Regions from separate parts of the Mus musculus genome. Here region 2 is linked to region 1. A link is a loop called in an ENCODE intact Hi-C map of the cell type or tissue named here. Cell type or tissue: heart. All regions are shown on one strand.

Region 1 (8,000 bases):
TAAAATAAAGATTATCAATCCCATCCCCTGGAGCCCTGTGAGGATCCAAGGGGACCTTACCCCAGAGGAGGCAAGCACACTTACTTGGCCCAGGGTGAGCCCTCAGTACACAGAAATGTTTGCCCTTGTTCTGAGAATATGGTCTGAGCACACAGGTCCCAACGGCCTTTGGTAGGCAGGGCCAGCTCCCACAGGCAGGGAGGGGCTGGCAGGAGCCAACCCAGAGGCTAAACTAAGGGCCTTCATGTGCCCTGCCGTGTGCCCTCGTCCCACAACTCTCTAGGACGAGGAGACAGTCAAGGTACTTCTGGTGGAAATTCTTTAGGCTGAGTTCTGGGAAGAGGGGTGGGGTGGTGAGAAGGCAGAGACAGCGTGGCTGACCCTACTCACATTTATGAAGCAGCAACTTTTCCAGGGACTCGCTCCACTTGAGGGCTTCCTCCGAGGTAGGCCTGAAGGTGAGGGCAGGAACGCATAAGGACAGGGCGGCTAACTCTCCCTTCAGCTCCCACCACTGCTGCCTGGCCTTCTCCCCAGAACGACAGCTTCTGGAAGGAGCTGCTTGCTGGACACCAGGTTCCCCCAAACACTTTCTGTCCCTTCTTGCGGGATCCAGGAGACAAAGCCCCTTCCCCAACCCCACTGCCCGGTCCTACTCTTCAAAAGTCAGCATTCACCAAAGTCCCAGGATGCACAGGGTACCTACTTGAAGGACTTGGTTGTCTTGTCTGTCTTGCTGGCTGGCTGAGCCCCGGGAGATTCGTTCCGCCGCCTGAAGATGGCCAGCTTATTCTTCATGTCCTTGGCTCTGGGGGCAGAAGCAGAGAACAGGGTTGATCAGCTTGGTCCACACAACCCCTGCAGACTTGGGATGCAGGAGGAGCCAATGGGCTGGAACGAGGGGCACCTACTCCTTCATGGTGTGCCGCCTCTGTAGGTTCCCATTGCGTGTGAGGTACATGCCTCGGAGCATCTCTGAAGAGTCCCCCCACCTTGAGACTCAGGATGGTGTGAACTGAGCGGCCTCAGGCTCCTGCCTCCCACCGAGTTCCTAGGCTTTCGAGGTAAATGTGCACCGCAGAGAGCTGGAGCTGCGTGCACTCTGTCTCTGGAATCCTGGCCGGATGACTGGACTTCAGGCTCAAGCCCGGCTGGGACTCAGACAGGCGGAGCCAGGAAATGGGAGGGACCAGAGGGGGGCAGCAGAGAAAAACAGCCCTGCTGGCCAACCCTGAGAGGCAGCGTGAAAGGGGCATGTGTTTGCAAAGGACAGCCCCTGGGGCCAGCCCCCGGCAGAAAGCCAGACCCAGTTATTTGTGACCCACCTCCCTTGTTACCATGGCAACAAGGGAGGCAAGTCAGCAAATTGCTGGGCAGGAAGGAGGGAGAGAAGGAGGCTCTGCCCACCAGGGTGGCAGGACTAGCTATTTTTAGCCAAAAACCATTTTTAGCCAGGCTGCTCCTCCCAGAGGCAGATTTTAGCCTTCAGGAAGCTACTGGTGAAAAAAGGGTTAAAGACCCCTTGTTCTATTTCACACCCCTAGTCTGTGATCCCCTGCCAGCTCCTGTAAGCTCACTGCTATCAGACTGGGCAGCCCATTATTATACAAGAGGCCCCAAAAGTTTTAGTAGTTCTAAGCTTGAATAACCTAACGTGTAAATGCTATAAACTTGTGTGTGTGTGTGGGGGGGGGGGTCATTGGATGGTTTACTTAATTTCTACATATTTAGTTTTGTGATTGAATATTCTTTTTTTTTTTCATTTTTGGTCTCTGCAATTCTCACAAAGCCAAGGAAACTTAAACTTTCTAGATAGTTTGTGGCATTTCTCCTTCTGAAGCTATCCAAGCCTAAATGCGCCTCTGAGATCACGGGTGGCACTATACCTGGTAGCAGCTGGCAGCTCAGCTCTGGAGACCGAGTCAAACCCAAGCTCCCCTCGTCTGCTGAGTTCAGCCCCTTAACCAATCTGGAAGTCAAGTTTCTTGCTTGTCTAACAAGGATGATACTCCTGTTACCTGCTGGGGTGTTCAGGATACTAGGGTGTGGCAGGCATACAGTGCCAGGCACAAAGGTGTTGGGACCTAAGAAGCTGCTGTCACACCTGTTCTGGGGTTCAGGAACAGCTGCCCAGAGACACCCCCACTCCACCACGGCTGCAGTAGGTTCTAAGTCAAGGAGTCCAGAGACCAGTGGCTCTCTGGGTCAGGATAGCAGCCCCAAAGCAGACTAGCCTCCCATCCTGGCTCCCATTCCTTTGAAACAGAGTCTGGACAAGTTAACTCACTTCTTCCTAAGTCTGTTTCCTTTTGTAAAACGAGGATGTGGCACACAAAAAGGGCATGCAAAGTATGATCACCTATGCAACACCTATAGAACCCAGCACAATGAACACTGGCTGTTGTGTCCCAATCAGATGCTAAGAGAACTGTCTAAGCTTTGAAGAATGTGAACTCCAGACGTTCAAAAGATGATGCCCACTTTTAAAGGCAACTACAGAGTGTGGATCTGAGGCAGTTCCAGAACTCCGGACACCCACCCTTCACCACCACCTACTGCTCTCCCAGGTGCCACCGGCAGCAGCTCTGACATTGTATGGATACCTCCTTCCAGTCCCCATCCACCCAAACTGCAGCTAAATGGGGGAGTGTCCCAGCAGAGGATGGCTGCTTGTACATTTCACTGCCTCGGGCTACAGTCTGAGAGAAGCCCGCTGTTGGGGATAAAACAGAAGAGGGCAGAAAAGCTGGAGAAAATGGTTTCCTAGACCAGTGGGCTCCCGCCCAGGTCTGAGCTAGGAAAGAGGGTCACTAAAGGCATCACGCCCAGGGAAGACGCCTCTCCGCTTCCCCCAGCTCTAATTCTTTCTTATCTGTTACTGAACCTGGAGGCAGAGGTTCCTTCCCTCTGGGGGATTGTGTTCCTACTATGAGCCATGCCCCCACAGACTTCTCTCTGTGAATCTGCTCCTCAGGAGCCTCAAGACTGAAAGTTTGAGGAAACCTAACGAGAGCATCGCCTGTCCCTCACAAGCCAGAGACCTCATTAACTGGCACCAGAAATAAACCTTCACAAGGGTAGGGAGCCTGGGCTGGGCTGGGCTGGCCAGAAAAACTTGCAGAGAGCATGGCATAGTGTAGCTAGGCCAGCAGTGCCCCCTTCTGGCCATGCCTGAGACTGTTCACTTTCAGGAAGTCCAGAGACTTGTCAGTTCAGCTCTTTGTATGCCAAGGACTTTTATAAATCACTGCTTGGCTCAGAGGCTAGGCTGGGCCAGGGATACTTAGTTCCTGCCTAGCTCTGAGAAAATAAACTTTCAAGATCCTAATGATTTATCCTGAGTCTTCAATAGCTCACTGCTCCTTAGTATCTGTCTGGGGGTGTGGGTGGGGCTGGAGTGCAACCCTACTTCTCCCAAGTCTGGGGTAGAAGAGAAGGAATGTCAGGAGACAATCAGGATCGTCCCAACCTACATGTTTTTGCTCTTTCTCTTCCGGGAAGCTTCATCACATTCTGTGAGGTCAGTCCCACTCATCTGCAGAGAAAACAGAGATACAATGTTGTCTGGGTACCCAGGACACAAGGCTCCAGCAGCAGCCTGCAAGCAGCCCAGTGATCCCCAGTGCGCCATCTCTGGCAGAGCTCCCAGATCAAGCAGTCGGCTTCTTCCTGGTTTGTGGGGAGAATCAGAGGGACATTTGACACTGGGAACAGAGGATCCCGTCAGGCGCCATGGCTGGCAAGTGAGCAGGGGTCTAGACAGACTTCTGCTCTGTGATTTGGCTGGTCACTGCCTCTTTATGATTCTTCACATCTCAGTTTCCACAACCAAGATCCTGATGGCTATCTCAGGACTCAGGGTGTAAGGAGACTGAGAGCATCCCCATTGCCTTAAAGCACTCCAGGGCTCCCTAGTACTCTTGGGATAACATCCAAAACACCACATGGCAGAGAATCTATCATGGGGCTTGGTACGACCAGTTGCCACATCATCAGTAAATTGCCAGGCCAGCACCTATTCTAGAAGCTCCCTCCTCTGCCCCAGCCCAGCAGAGTGTTTGCTGCTGTCCTTAGTGACTCTCCTTCTTAAGGCATAGCTTAAGGCACCGTAGCCAAGCAGCACCGATGCCTCTGTCCCCAGGAATCCTTTCATGCCCTCTTTATCTCTTTTAAGGTCCCCACCACACCCAAAATGGTTTGTCTGAACCCTCTTCTGCTTGGCTCTGAGTTTCCATTGGAAGCCTCGGACTGGTCACCTTCATATGGTCAGTGTGGTAGGAGCACACATTTGCCAGATAAATGCATCCAAGAAGATGCAGCCTGAGACACTGCATTTAGGAGTCCTCGCTGCTGGATCCAGAACCTCCAGTTTCATTCCTGTGACCCACCCCAGCCTGCAGAGTCTATAGCCCCAGCTCCCTGACTTTGCCAAATTGTTCCTCCTGCATGAGAGACCCTATCTCTTGTAGCCTCCATCTCCTCGCAGCCTCACACCCTTCATCTAGCTTCTGTCTCATTAATCCTCCTAGAAAGTCCATAAGTAGTAAATAGAGGCTCATTGCCACTTGCCCAAAGGACCTGAACCACTTAAGACAGAATCCGCCTATGTAAATTAAAAACTGTCCACCAGAGGGCGGAGCACTCAAGTGCCAAAATGGCACAAGGTGACTGTTTCCAAGGAAAGACTCAGCAAAAAAAACTGCCTCCTTCCTGAATCAGTTGCCACACCAGAGCGTGGAAACATGTGTGTGTGTGTGTGTGTGTGTGTGTGTGTGTGTGTGTGTGTGTGTGTGTGTGTGTGTGTGCGCGCGCGTGCGCGCGCGCGCATACATGCACCCAGGAACACACACCATGTCTGGAGCCAGTCCCAGCATATGTGCTGCTTCTACCAACTTGGAAGACGTTATTTTTTGTTTGTTTGTTTCAGCAGATGCCTAGGGTGGGTTAGCAGCCCAAACGGGCAGAAGATTGACCAGGATGAAATGTGGGTCCCAGTCATGGACATCTTGGCACCCAAAATGCCCTCAACACTTGGCCGACCCTGCTGTACCTGACTCACAGAGACACAGGCTCTGCAGTTGTGCTAGCCTACCTCAGCAGTGCTCGGAGCCCCCACCCGTGGGAAAGGACCCACAGAGCTGGGTTTCCTCCCATTCTAACCTCGGCTTCCGCACTTTATCAGCCCCACACAATGGGCCTGGGGACCACTCCCGCCAGCCACCACCCCCAGTCTCTACCCAGCTGGGAAATGGGCTCTTCCTTCCACTACTGGGGGTGGGGTGGGGTGGGGTCATCTTCAGTAGTCCTAGTGGGAAGCTCTGACCCCGGGTTTTGGCTTTCAGGCACCTAAGAAACCTTGGCACTAAAAGGGGACAGGGGCCTACAACCAGGAAGAAAGACCAAAAACTAAGCCAGACAGGGCTTCCTGGACCCTAGTGCCTCCTCAGTATCCACATTGGCTGCAGCCTTGGGTCTTTGGAGGTGTTAGCATGACCCCCAAGATCATCCTCCTTCAGCTGCGACAAGGCTGCCCAGGGCCCAGCTGGCAAAGGGGCAGCTTCTTCTACCTGTCCCTACCCCTCCTCCATGACCCTGCCCTGCTGCAAGCTGAAGTGAGCCCGGAGTCACTGGCCCTCCCTGAACTCTGGCAGGGATCCCTGGGGCCTGCCTGGCCTCACCCTGCCACCTCTGGGACTGAGAGCTCTCAGTCTCCCGGAATAATAACTATAATTCTTATTGTCATTACCCCTATAATTACAGTCGTGATTAAGAGTGTGGCTTCTAAACAGCCTGGATTTGAATCCTAGCTCAATCCCATATTAGCTAATTGACCTTAGCTGTGTTCCATCTGCTTGCCACGTCTGCTCCCTTCATTGGCAAAACGAGGGCTCAAACTGGACCCCTACCTCACAGGGCTGCTGTGAGCCAACAGACGCATAGGGATGGGGATAAGGGGTGGTTATCAACATCCATCAGCCATTGCGAGGACCACACACCAGGCCCTGCTGTCCATCAGCCACTGCGAGGACCACGCACCCAGGCCCTGCGCTACAGTCTGTAGTCATGGATGATCCTACCTAAACCTCACATTCCCAAGCACCATTTGCTACTATTTTTTTCCCGGCTTGCAGCTGGGGAAACTGAGGCCCGGAGCAGTGTAACTTGCCCGGACTCTTTGAACTGGTAAGATGCAGTGAATTTGGTGTCTGGCATCAAAGGCCAATGGGGTTTGAGGGCTCCCCTACAAGCAGAACCCCAGCTTGCTTCCCTTCTTGGTCCTGGTCTGACTCCTGGGTCATCTGGCCATGTGTGGCTGTCAAACTGGGTCCTGTGTGACCATGTGGCAACAGTGGTCTGTGCACTAAATTTATTTAGGCATAGGGAATTTGAATGTAGGAAATATCTTTAGGATTCTCTTTAGAATAAAATAGAAGCCTAGAAAGTGTTATCCTACCCTGGAGGCCAGGGGTATTTTAGAGTCCTTTTATCTGACCTTTTGTGACCCTTGGTCAGGACAACCATGACAACCCTACAGTGGGTCAGGAAGGAAACACAGCCAGGAGAGAGCCATCACTTGTGTTTCCTCGATGTCAAGGAACGGCCAGACAAGGCTGAAGTGTGTAAGTCTTAGGCTCCCACACAGTGAGGCTCCTCTAGAGAGCGTCCACTGAGCGGGGTCTCCAGGGATCTGGCAGCAGGGGGCGCCATGAGCCGAGTTAGCTCCACACAGGGGCCGGGCCCAGGGAATGATCCACCGGAGAGCCTCATGGTTCCCCAACTCCCTGGACCTCCTTGAACACCTGTGAAGGCACCAAGTCCAAGCAGGCAGTTTATACGGTGTGCATGGTTCTAAGACATGACTCACAGTGGACTCTGCACAGGGCACAAGGGCAGGGTGTCAGCATGGGGCAGAGAGCACAATGTGACTACCACCCTGTCGCAGGTAGCCTGTGCTCAGAGAGCCACACGGCTTGGCCACACAGCAGCACAGCAGCTCTGTCTGGCCTTCCTGGCTCTCACATCATTACAAGATCACTGTGCTATGCTCCGGGCTTTTAAGCTCTCTGATCTAGAGCTCTCTATATGGAATGACTTCCCAGTCCTATTTGACAAAGGGGAAACTGGCGCTCCAAGAAGCGACTTGACCAAGGTCGGGGAGGAGGCAGAGCTGGGCCTGGAATGGGTCTACCTGTCTCTATAGCTGATGTCTTCACCCTCTCTTCGTCACCTCAGGAGCCAGGCCCAAACCGAGAGGGTACGAGAGTAGTGAGGAGAACACAGGGGCCTCTCCCTCTGTCAGCCTCCTTTTAGCATGGGATTAGGGGTGAAGGGCGGGCGTCCAGAGTGGTAGCTTCAGCCTGTTGCACTTGAAAGGCTGAGGCAGGGGAATGGTCAGGAGTTCAAGGTCAGTTACACAATGGGTTCTGACATCCTACCTCAGAAAATGAATTGGCAATGCTGTGGGGTGAGGAAGGTCAGAACAGTGTCCGCCTCCACTTCTACCATCTCAGCAGCATGATAACCATTCGTGGAGAACCCAGTGGGAACTGAGTGGCAGATCTTGTCTTAAGCCCCTGCATCAACCTACTTGAGCCTTCCAGCATGCTCTGAAACTAGAGTAGTTACCATAACCACACCAGAGAGGACACAGGCTTGGAGAAGGGAAGGGCTAACCCGAGGCCCTCCGCTAGTGAGGGGTGATAGTAAATCAGGGGCTTGTTGAGTCTGGCCTTGCCCTGGATGGGTTTCTGACTGAAGCTGGAGGCTGGAAGTGGGAAGGATGATGACCTACTCAGAGGCTGGAGAGTGGAAGCCATGTGATCTAGAGTGGCCCACACATACTAGGAACAGCCTTTGGGGGCCCTGGTAGCTCAGTTACTCAAGCCTGAGAAATGAAGTGTCAAGGAAGAAGTGACAGTGGGGACCGGACGGTGGACAAACACAAAGCTGAGGCAGGAGGGACCTGGTACAGACCTGCTAGGCTCCCGGGTGGGGCATCT
Region 2 (8,000 bases), 64 kb before region 1:
GTCATGGTGGAAAGTGGATGTGTAAAACCATACCCCCTTCTCAGAGTGGGCCTGAGGTTAAATACCTTTTGCAGGGAGGAGTGTCTGGGAAGGAAAGCTTATTGGCTAAGCCTCCAGGCCTTTAGGTACATCATTAAAATGGAGATCTGTCTTGAGGCTACATGACCACAGGTCACATCCTCTACCTGTGGTGGGGCTCGGAGCGTTGCCCTTAGGTAACTGAAAGACACAAATCTATGGAGAGCTGCAGCCTAGTGTCCGGGAAGCAGGCAAAACACCTGCCTACCCACAGGGTTACCAGGGTTTCTAACTTTAGCTCAACCAGGAATCAGGCTGCCTTTCACAGTCTTACACATTATGGAAAATAAGCCTGAGTAGTGCCTCACATTTTTCTCTTCCTCCCTCCTAGAAGGCCGTACCCCTCAGGCCTGGCTAGACCATTGAGTTGGCAGTATCCTCAGTTGTTACCACACACACAAGACCTAAGGCACCATCTCCACCTGTGCACTGAGCCCTATGTTCCCTGGTGTCACTTAATCCTCCAAATGTTTCCTCCCCAGAATACAAGGTTCTCAGCTGGAAGGGTTTCCTGGGACAAGGAGTCCCCTTTGCTCTGCCTCCCTTTTTTAGCCCCCCACACACACCTGTACCCATCTCTACATTCTCAGAGCACACATCTAGACCAGAGGCCGGGAATTTCCAGACACCCAGATGAGTAGTCAGCTCACTGGGCAACAGAGAATAAAGCAGGGGCCTGGTGTGGTTGATAAGGAAGGTAAGGGTTTGTAGGTGGTAGAAATATGGACCTTGCTCCAGGCCCAGTGAACACCCATGGCATTTGACAAAACCCCAATGCGACCTGTCCCGGGACTGTGTAGCTTCAGGAACGCTAAATGTTCCCAGTAGCCCCATGACAGAAACTGAGAGCCTGCCATCTACTCTGTTGCAGACGAGTGCCTTCTGGAGCATCTCCACAAGGTGTCAGCAGAGGCCCAGTGGCGTCCCCTATACAGACCTACCTTCATAGGCATTCTGGGAAGGCCTGGCTATCCACAGCCACAGCCCAGACAAGCTCTGCACCAGGCCCTGAGCAATTAGGTCATCACCCAGCAAGTGGAGGGTTTGGGAGTCAGGCATTAGAAGTACACATATGCAGGGCATAGTGGTGCATGCCTTTAATCCCAGCAGAGGCAGGCAGATTTCTGAGTTTGAGGCCAGCCTGGTCTACAAAGTAAGTTCCAGGACAGCCAGGGCTACACAGAGAGACCCTGTCTCAAAAAACCAAAAAATTTAAAAATTAAGAGGTACACATATACGCAGGCTTAAACTATAGTTCAGTTTGTAGTGTGCTTGCCTAGCATACGCGAGGCCCTGGGTTCCACCCTCAGAGCTCCACAAACCAAGTGTAGTGGTGTATACCTTAATCTGAGCCCCCAGGAGGTGAAAGCAGGAGAACCAGAAGCTCATGGTTATCCTTGAGTCTATAGCAAGCTTGATGTCAGGTTATACTGTATGAAATACGCATGCCTCAAAAGTAAGCATACGTATATGCACGTGGTGGGGAGTCACAGATGGATGGCTGTGTATCATTTGCTTGGGTGCACTTCATGCATGTCTTTAGGTGTGTACTCACAAGGGTATTATGCATATGAGTGTCTGTGTGTCCGTGCACGTGTTTATAGGTGTATGTGCACATGGGTTCCTATAATTAAATATACAGGTATGTGTCAACTCTGCCCTGCCTCTCTGCCTTCTTGAGATCTGTCTCAGGAGCTGCCACTCAAGAATGGGTAGGATCCGGTCTAGTAGCTGCTCAGCCAGCCCCTGCCATGCTCTTAAGACCTTGATCTTGAGTGCTGAGTCCCGACCAACATGTACCGAGCCACACACACAAGGGCATGGGCAAGGGAGAAGCTGGGTGCGCAGAGGACTGAGTTTGCTGTCTGTTTTGTACAGTGATAGGGGACTTCTGGTGACCCTTGAGCAGGAGTAGGAGGAAGGTGAGTGGAGGCAGAGGCACCCTTGCCGGCTGTGCTATGACTGTCAAGTCGAGAATCAAGGAGTGAAGAGAGTGGGGGGAGGGGCACGGCTGGGAGATTCAGAGTCAGAGAGCCACCAAGGCACCTGAGTCCTGCTCAACCTTCTGTGCCCACTCCATCCTTACCTCCTCTGAAAACTTCCCTCCCCACACGGCCCACTGCCTCACAGTCTCTTCAAGGTTGATGTTGCCACAGGGAGCCCTTCAGGGTTTCTGAGGGCAGGGCCTTCCACAATGTCTTCCCCCTCGTTCTCCCTAACCCAAGCCTCTTGGATAGTTTAGAAAGAGGACACCGGCCGGAATGATAGGTCGGGTGAGTTGTGGCTTTCAACTTGGTAGAATCTAGAATCGCCTGGAGAAGGCCTCTCTGTGTTCTGCTGACCTGGGACAACCCACCTGCTGTGTAGGGTGCCATTCCCTGAGTGGGGCCATGGAGGACACCCAGAAGGGGAGCTGAGTGGGGGGGGGGGTGTTCCTGCTCTGTCCCTGACCCTGGATGGGATTTGCCCAGCGGCTTCAAACTCCCGCACCCTTGACTCTGCCCTCGAGCTGTGATCCAGAAATAACCCTTTCCCCTTGGGGTTGCTTTCATCAGGGTTCCCTCACCACAACGGGAAAAGAAACCAGCACAAACGGCTCTTTTGAGCCGTCCTGCCGGGGTGGGAGAAGAGAGGGTTTGTGGGTGTCATGCCTACAAACTGTAGGAGTCCAAATTTACCATCCTCCGAAGACAGGCCTTGCTGCTGAGTGAGGTCAGAGGCATGAGCCCCTACCCACCCCCCACCCCCCACCCCCCATCCCCCACCCCCCACCCCCGAGTTTGTCTTGACCTTGTCTTGAGGATAAGAAACAGTGCCTGCCTCTGAGTTAGGTCTTACAGAGTTGTTAGCCATGATTGTTACCATTGGGTCCAAGACAGGCCACATATCTAGGACCACAGAAAGGCAAGTTAATAACTGACCCACCAAAGCACTGGCTGGTGTGGCCCTGGCATCCTATAATTGTGTGTGTGCACAATCTACCTGTTCACTCACTGGCCAACCTTTTTTCCCCTCAGAACACCCTGAATGCTAGCCCTGTGGGTTCTCTTTACTAAGAACTTTCTAGAACCTTGCAGAATGCGACCAAATCATAGTACTTGCTAATTATTCTCCAAGGTAAATTAGCAAATTTAAACCTCCTTTATTTGTCAAAACTGGGACCATCCTTCCAGATTGGAAGGCAACTCCACCACATGTTATTTCAGAACTGGACACTAGAGGGCAGCACAGGGCCAAGTCAGGACTGTTTAACTCTGCCAAGGACTCAGAAGACAGGGGGCAACTGGAGCTCCTGGAAGCAGCAGGCTGGACACCTTTAAAGCCAGTCTCTGCCAGAACCAGGGAGTTGGAGTCTGTACAGGGCAGATTTACCCAGGCCATCCACTGTTTTGTTGTGGTTTGGTTTGGTTTGGTTTGGTTTGGTTTGGTTTGGTTTGGTTTGGTTTGGTTGTTTTTTCACCAAGCCAGTCAAATTTTCTCACAGTGCTCCTAACCATCCGACAGTAAGTGCATTGAACATGATGATTCTGTGTTTAGACTGAGGTGTCATAGCTGAACAAGAGTCACCAGGTGGAGAGAGGGACATGAGCAGAGCCCAGCTTATACAAGAGCCCCGAGGCAGAGGAATGGGGAGCTGTTAATTTCTCATCCCAAGAGCACCCAAGAAGCAATGCAGGGGCTGCAGCCTCAGCTCTCTGGCTCCTGCCAGGCCCTGTCCTTCATTCCTGGCTTCTTCTTCAACAAGCTGCTTTTCAGATGTCCCAGCAGCTGGGGCTGGAGGCAGAGGAATGTTGGCTATGATAAAGCTGGACCAAACTTCCCCAGCATAGGGTCCAATAAGATGTTTTTATTTTAATGTCTGGACTAAGACAATGGCAGAGCCTCCTGGAACAGATGAGGCTGGCAAGAATCTCTCTTTAGGGAAAAGAGATGGCGCTTCAGGAGCCTTTGAGGCTCATGAACGGGGAAGGGCATCCATTGGCTGCAGGCCAGAGACACTTAGAAAGCACTAACCCTCTTATAAACAAACACTCCAGGGAGGCTGTCTCTCTGGAACAGGGCAACTCTGCTTTACCTATGCGAATACAGGAAACACGCTAGCTCCCGATGTCTACACGGTTGTTAACAGCTTGGGTAGAACCGACATGCTACCTTGTGGGGGAGGGGGACATAAAGCACTGAGCCTCTGAAGTTATAGATCCACACCTGGCAGCACAGCAAGGTGAGCTGCCATGCCACGCCCAAGTTCTTGGTAGTTGCTTGGCATGATCATTCATGCACCAGAGGAGACCTGGGAGAAGGAGATGGCCGCCATGGCATGCCCCCTCAGGGGTACCTCGGAAGCTTCAGTTGGGCTTGGCTCTTGTACCATTGAGTGTCCCAAAATGACTAAGCCTGGAACAAGTCGCCCAGTCATCGTTTATTGAACACTTACTTTCCGCCCAGATTTCCTCCATTACATTTAATCCCCAGGACAGTTCTTCCTACTTTACAGACAAGGAAGCCGAGGCATAAAACGGTTTAAGCCAACTTGGCTGAGTCAACACACTTCCTAAATGCTGTTACCTAGCCTACAAATCTGTTTTCTGGATAACAAAATTCGATGAAAGATATTAGTCACTGTCCAATACAGAGAAGAGTCCAGGCAGAGGCAGTAAGCCAAGGCATGGGCAGGGTATGAGGGCCACAGTTCTGTGGCAGGCATGGGGTAGGGAGAGGGTGTCACAATAACCAAGACTTGGAGATGGGGGTGGGGAGGAGATTGATGAAAACTTTTTTTTCTACCATAGAGTAAATGTTGATTGCCAACTTGACAGAATCTAGACACCCAGGAGGCAAGCCTCCAGAACCCAGAACCCTCCACGAGGAAGTATGTAAATTAGGTTAGCCTGTGAGCAGAACTGTGCCAGATCATCTCAGGTTAAGTGACAGGTAGGCAGCAGCATTCCTTGGGCTTGGGTGCTGGACTGGATAAAGAGAAGCAAGCAAGCCGAGCTCCTGCAGCCACCACTCTCTCCCCATGTGGATGCAGTATGACTGGTCTTCTCAATCGCGATGGACTGAATCCTCAGCCCAGACCCTCAAGCTCACGTATCCCAGGAGCAGGGATATTCTGCTCAACTCCTCACGACTGAGCAGCAAAGAAAACCAGCATCCTTCTGGCAGTGTTGTTCCACAGAAGATCCACGTTCATGTCCCCCACCTGCCACCTCATGGACCTTGTGCCAGCCCACTTTCTCCCAATGTAGGGTCTGATCAGGCATCCTTCCTGTTGTACCTCCTTAGCTCCGTTCCTCAGGGAATCAAATTCCTTGAAGAATCCAGGCAGGCAACCTATAGAAGTCATTATCAAGCCCACATTTCCAGCAAGAGCATTGTGATGGTGTGTATATGCTCAGCCCAGGGAGTGGCACTATTAGAAGGTATAGCCTTGTTGGAGTAGGTGTCACTGTGGGCATGGGCTTTAAGACCCTCCTCCTCCTAGCTATCTGTAAGACAGTCTTCTGCTAGCAGTCTTCAGATGAAGATATAAAACTCTCAGCTCCTTCTGCACCATGCCTGCCTGGATGCTGCCATGCTCCCACCTTGATGATAATGGACTGAACCTCTGAACCTGTAAGCCAGCCCCAATTAAATGCTGTCCTTATAAGGACAGCAATGCCTTGGTCATTGGTTTCTGATCCCAGTAATAAAACCCTAAGGAAGCCAGGCAGCATAGGTGGTCAGCCTGGCCTTCCAGCAGCAAGGCCCAGGCTGAAGCATGGGAAGACGCTGACTGTCCAGACTCCCCAGACCCAGAGTGCATTGCCCTTGTAGTGAGTGAGAAGTCCCTGGTGTTATTTTCAAGACAGTGAAAAGCCTATTCACCAACACTGGCCTCCCTGTAGTTCTTGCAGTCAGGATTCTTCCTGGATATAGCAAGCTACAAAGCTTAATGTTAGAACTCACCAGGCAGAACAGGGAGAGATCGGCTTTGTTGGGTATGTCCCCAGAAGATTATCTTAGGTGGCCCACTGACTTCCAAATCATGATGGTCACCACAAGTAGAAGAGGGCGTTGTCATCCCTGATCCATCACTCACTGCCTGTGAGACCCAAGTCTGGTCTCAGAATCTATCTGGGAGACTGATGAAAACTCAAGCAACTAAGCAGCTAGGCCTCCCAGGGGCCTCCCAGGGGCCGTATCTGCAGCTGCCTGCTCAGAGCTAACTTGAAAACTCCCTAACTCTATTCAGTGTAAGCTTTGCTGCCTGAGAGTGTGGGCCAAACAGGCTCCAAGTTCTTCAGAAAAGTACATTCTAATACTAGCCTGTGTGAGAAGGTGAGGACCGTGAGACTGACACCGACAGTGGCCATGCCTGGGCAGCACAGTGAGCTTGGACCCGGTTTTGTGAATAGGTAATGTGGGATCAATGAGAAGGGCGTGGTTTGATGCAGAAGACCTGGGCTTCACAGGGAGTTTGGTTGGTTGGGTTGGGTTGTCCACCACAGGGCCACACCGCTGCTTCCCTCAGTCCCTGAACAACACAGGAGAACACAGACAACAGGAAGTCGGCCTGTGCTGGAGCAAGAAGGAACCAGGGACAGAGATGGAGGAAAATACAGCTGGTCACTGGCTGGAAGTCTCCGAGCCATGTTTTGTTTTGTTTTGTTTTGTTTGTTTGTTTGTTTTTATTCAAAACCTACGACAGTTTTTCCTTCTGTCTTGCAGTAGGTTTTAAAAGTGATTTTTGAGTGGCTGTGTCTCATTTTCGTTGCTGTGGTAAGACATCCTGTCAGAAGCAGCATGTGGGGGCAAAGGGTTTGCCTTGGCTCACTGTTCCAGGTTATAGTTCATCACAGTGGGAAAGTCAGCAAAGACGTAAGGAAGCCAGTGACATCACATCCAAGAACAGACTGGGAATAAGTGTGCGCATGCCTGTGCTCACTCTCTACACGCTCTACACTTAGATAGTACAAGATTCCCCCACCCCCACCTAGGGGATGGTTTCACCCACAGTGGGCTGGGTCTTCCCACCTCAGCAATAAAGACAATCCCCCACAGACATGTTTACAGGCCATTCCATGATCTAGACAATCCCTCACTGAGACTCCCTTCCCAGGTGATTCTAAAACTCACCACCACACTGCCCTATTGTTCTAAAAACCTCATCTTTCCCTGAAATTGTCTTAGGACGCTGTGGTCTGTGATGTTTTTGACACAGGCACCTTAAGATTATAGGCACATCTGCCTGGAGTCTTCTAGAGACCTGACCTGAGGCTTGATGTGTGGAGAGGAGTTCCTGTGAATAGGATTCTGGGGGCCTGGGTTCTCCTGGGGCCTCTTCTGCCTGAGATGCTGTCGCTAAGCTATCTTTACCTTTGTCTCCTGCACTTACCCGCAAGGCGTTCACTTTCAGAGCTGCCATTGAATTTTATACCAGCCCGCAGGTGCTGAGCAGGAATCGTCACCCATTCTGAAGATGACAAAACTGAGCCCCAGAGACACAAAAGTGTCATCTGAGATACACACCGAGTTTTGGAAAGAAGCTTTCCTTATTTTTGGTTGCTGACTTCCAGTCTGAGCCAGAGGTGCCTTCCCTTTCCCAGTGAGAAGAGAGATAGCCTTCAGCAGAATGGCCCAGAACTGTGTAGTTCACAGGCACCAGGAGCCCGTGTGGCTTGGCCAGAGTCAAAGAGGAGGGGCTGCCTGCTGGCAGTACTTCACAGTCTCTGGAGGCAGAACTCTTGAGCTTTGGCCTCAGGGACCAGGTTGGTGGAAGGAGCAGTTCGGGGGTTCACTCCACTCCTGAAGCTGAAGAACAGCCTGGTATAGCTTGAGATGTGGAGGGACCTTGACAAGGAGTCAGGGCCCTACCTGGATTCAAGTGTGCTCTCAGCATAAGCACTGACTGGGGCAGGCAGGTCATGTGGATGAGGTGA

Evidence for each region. Peaks named below come from ENCODE experiments on the same cell type or tissue, not always from the same donor. Only the 100,000 strongest peaks of a DNase experiment are listed, where the experiment ranks them.
Region 2: it touches region 1 in a loop (7-fold over the local background); 31 of 42 quality-filtered maps call a loop at or near these places.

The regions. Positions count from the first base shown.
Region 1 is chr4:62,692,806-62,700,805 of GRCm38, reverse strand. Rgs3 (regulator of G-protein signaling 3) reads right to left here. Exons shown (of 16, transcript NM_134257.3): 12 at 3,474-3,535; 13 at 707-808; 14 at 391-452. Among named protein-coding and RNA genes, the nearest start is that of Gm11210, 26 kb to the left of the region's middle. In heart, CTCF peaks have their summits at 1,212 (motif pointing right), 3,166 (motif pointing left), 4,612 (motif pointing right) and 6,683 (motif pointing right); DNase peaks (open chromatin) are centred at 1,225, 3,155, 3,665, 5,145 and 7 weaker places; H3K4me3 peaks cover 1,645 bases; H3K27ac peaks cover 4,216 bases; H3K27me3 peaks cover 2,904 bases.
Region 2 is chr4:62,757,194-62,765,193 of GRCm38, reverse strand. No RefSeq gene overlaps it. Among named protein-coding and RNA genes, the nearest start is that of Gm30699, 14 kb to the left of the region's middle. In heart, CTCF peaks have their summits at 969 (motif pointing right) and 3,300 (motif pointing right); DNase peaks (open chromatin) are centred at 973, 3,353 and 3,813; H3K4me3 peaks cover 87 bases; H3K27ac peaks cover 3,896 bases; H3K27me3 peaks cover 946 bases.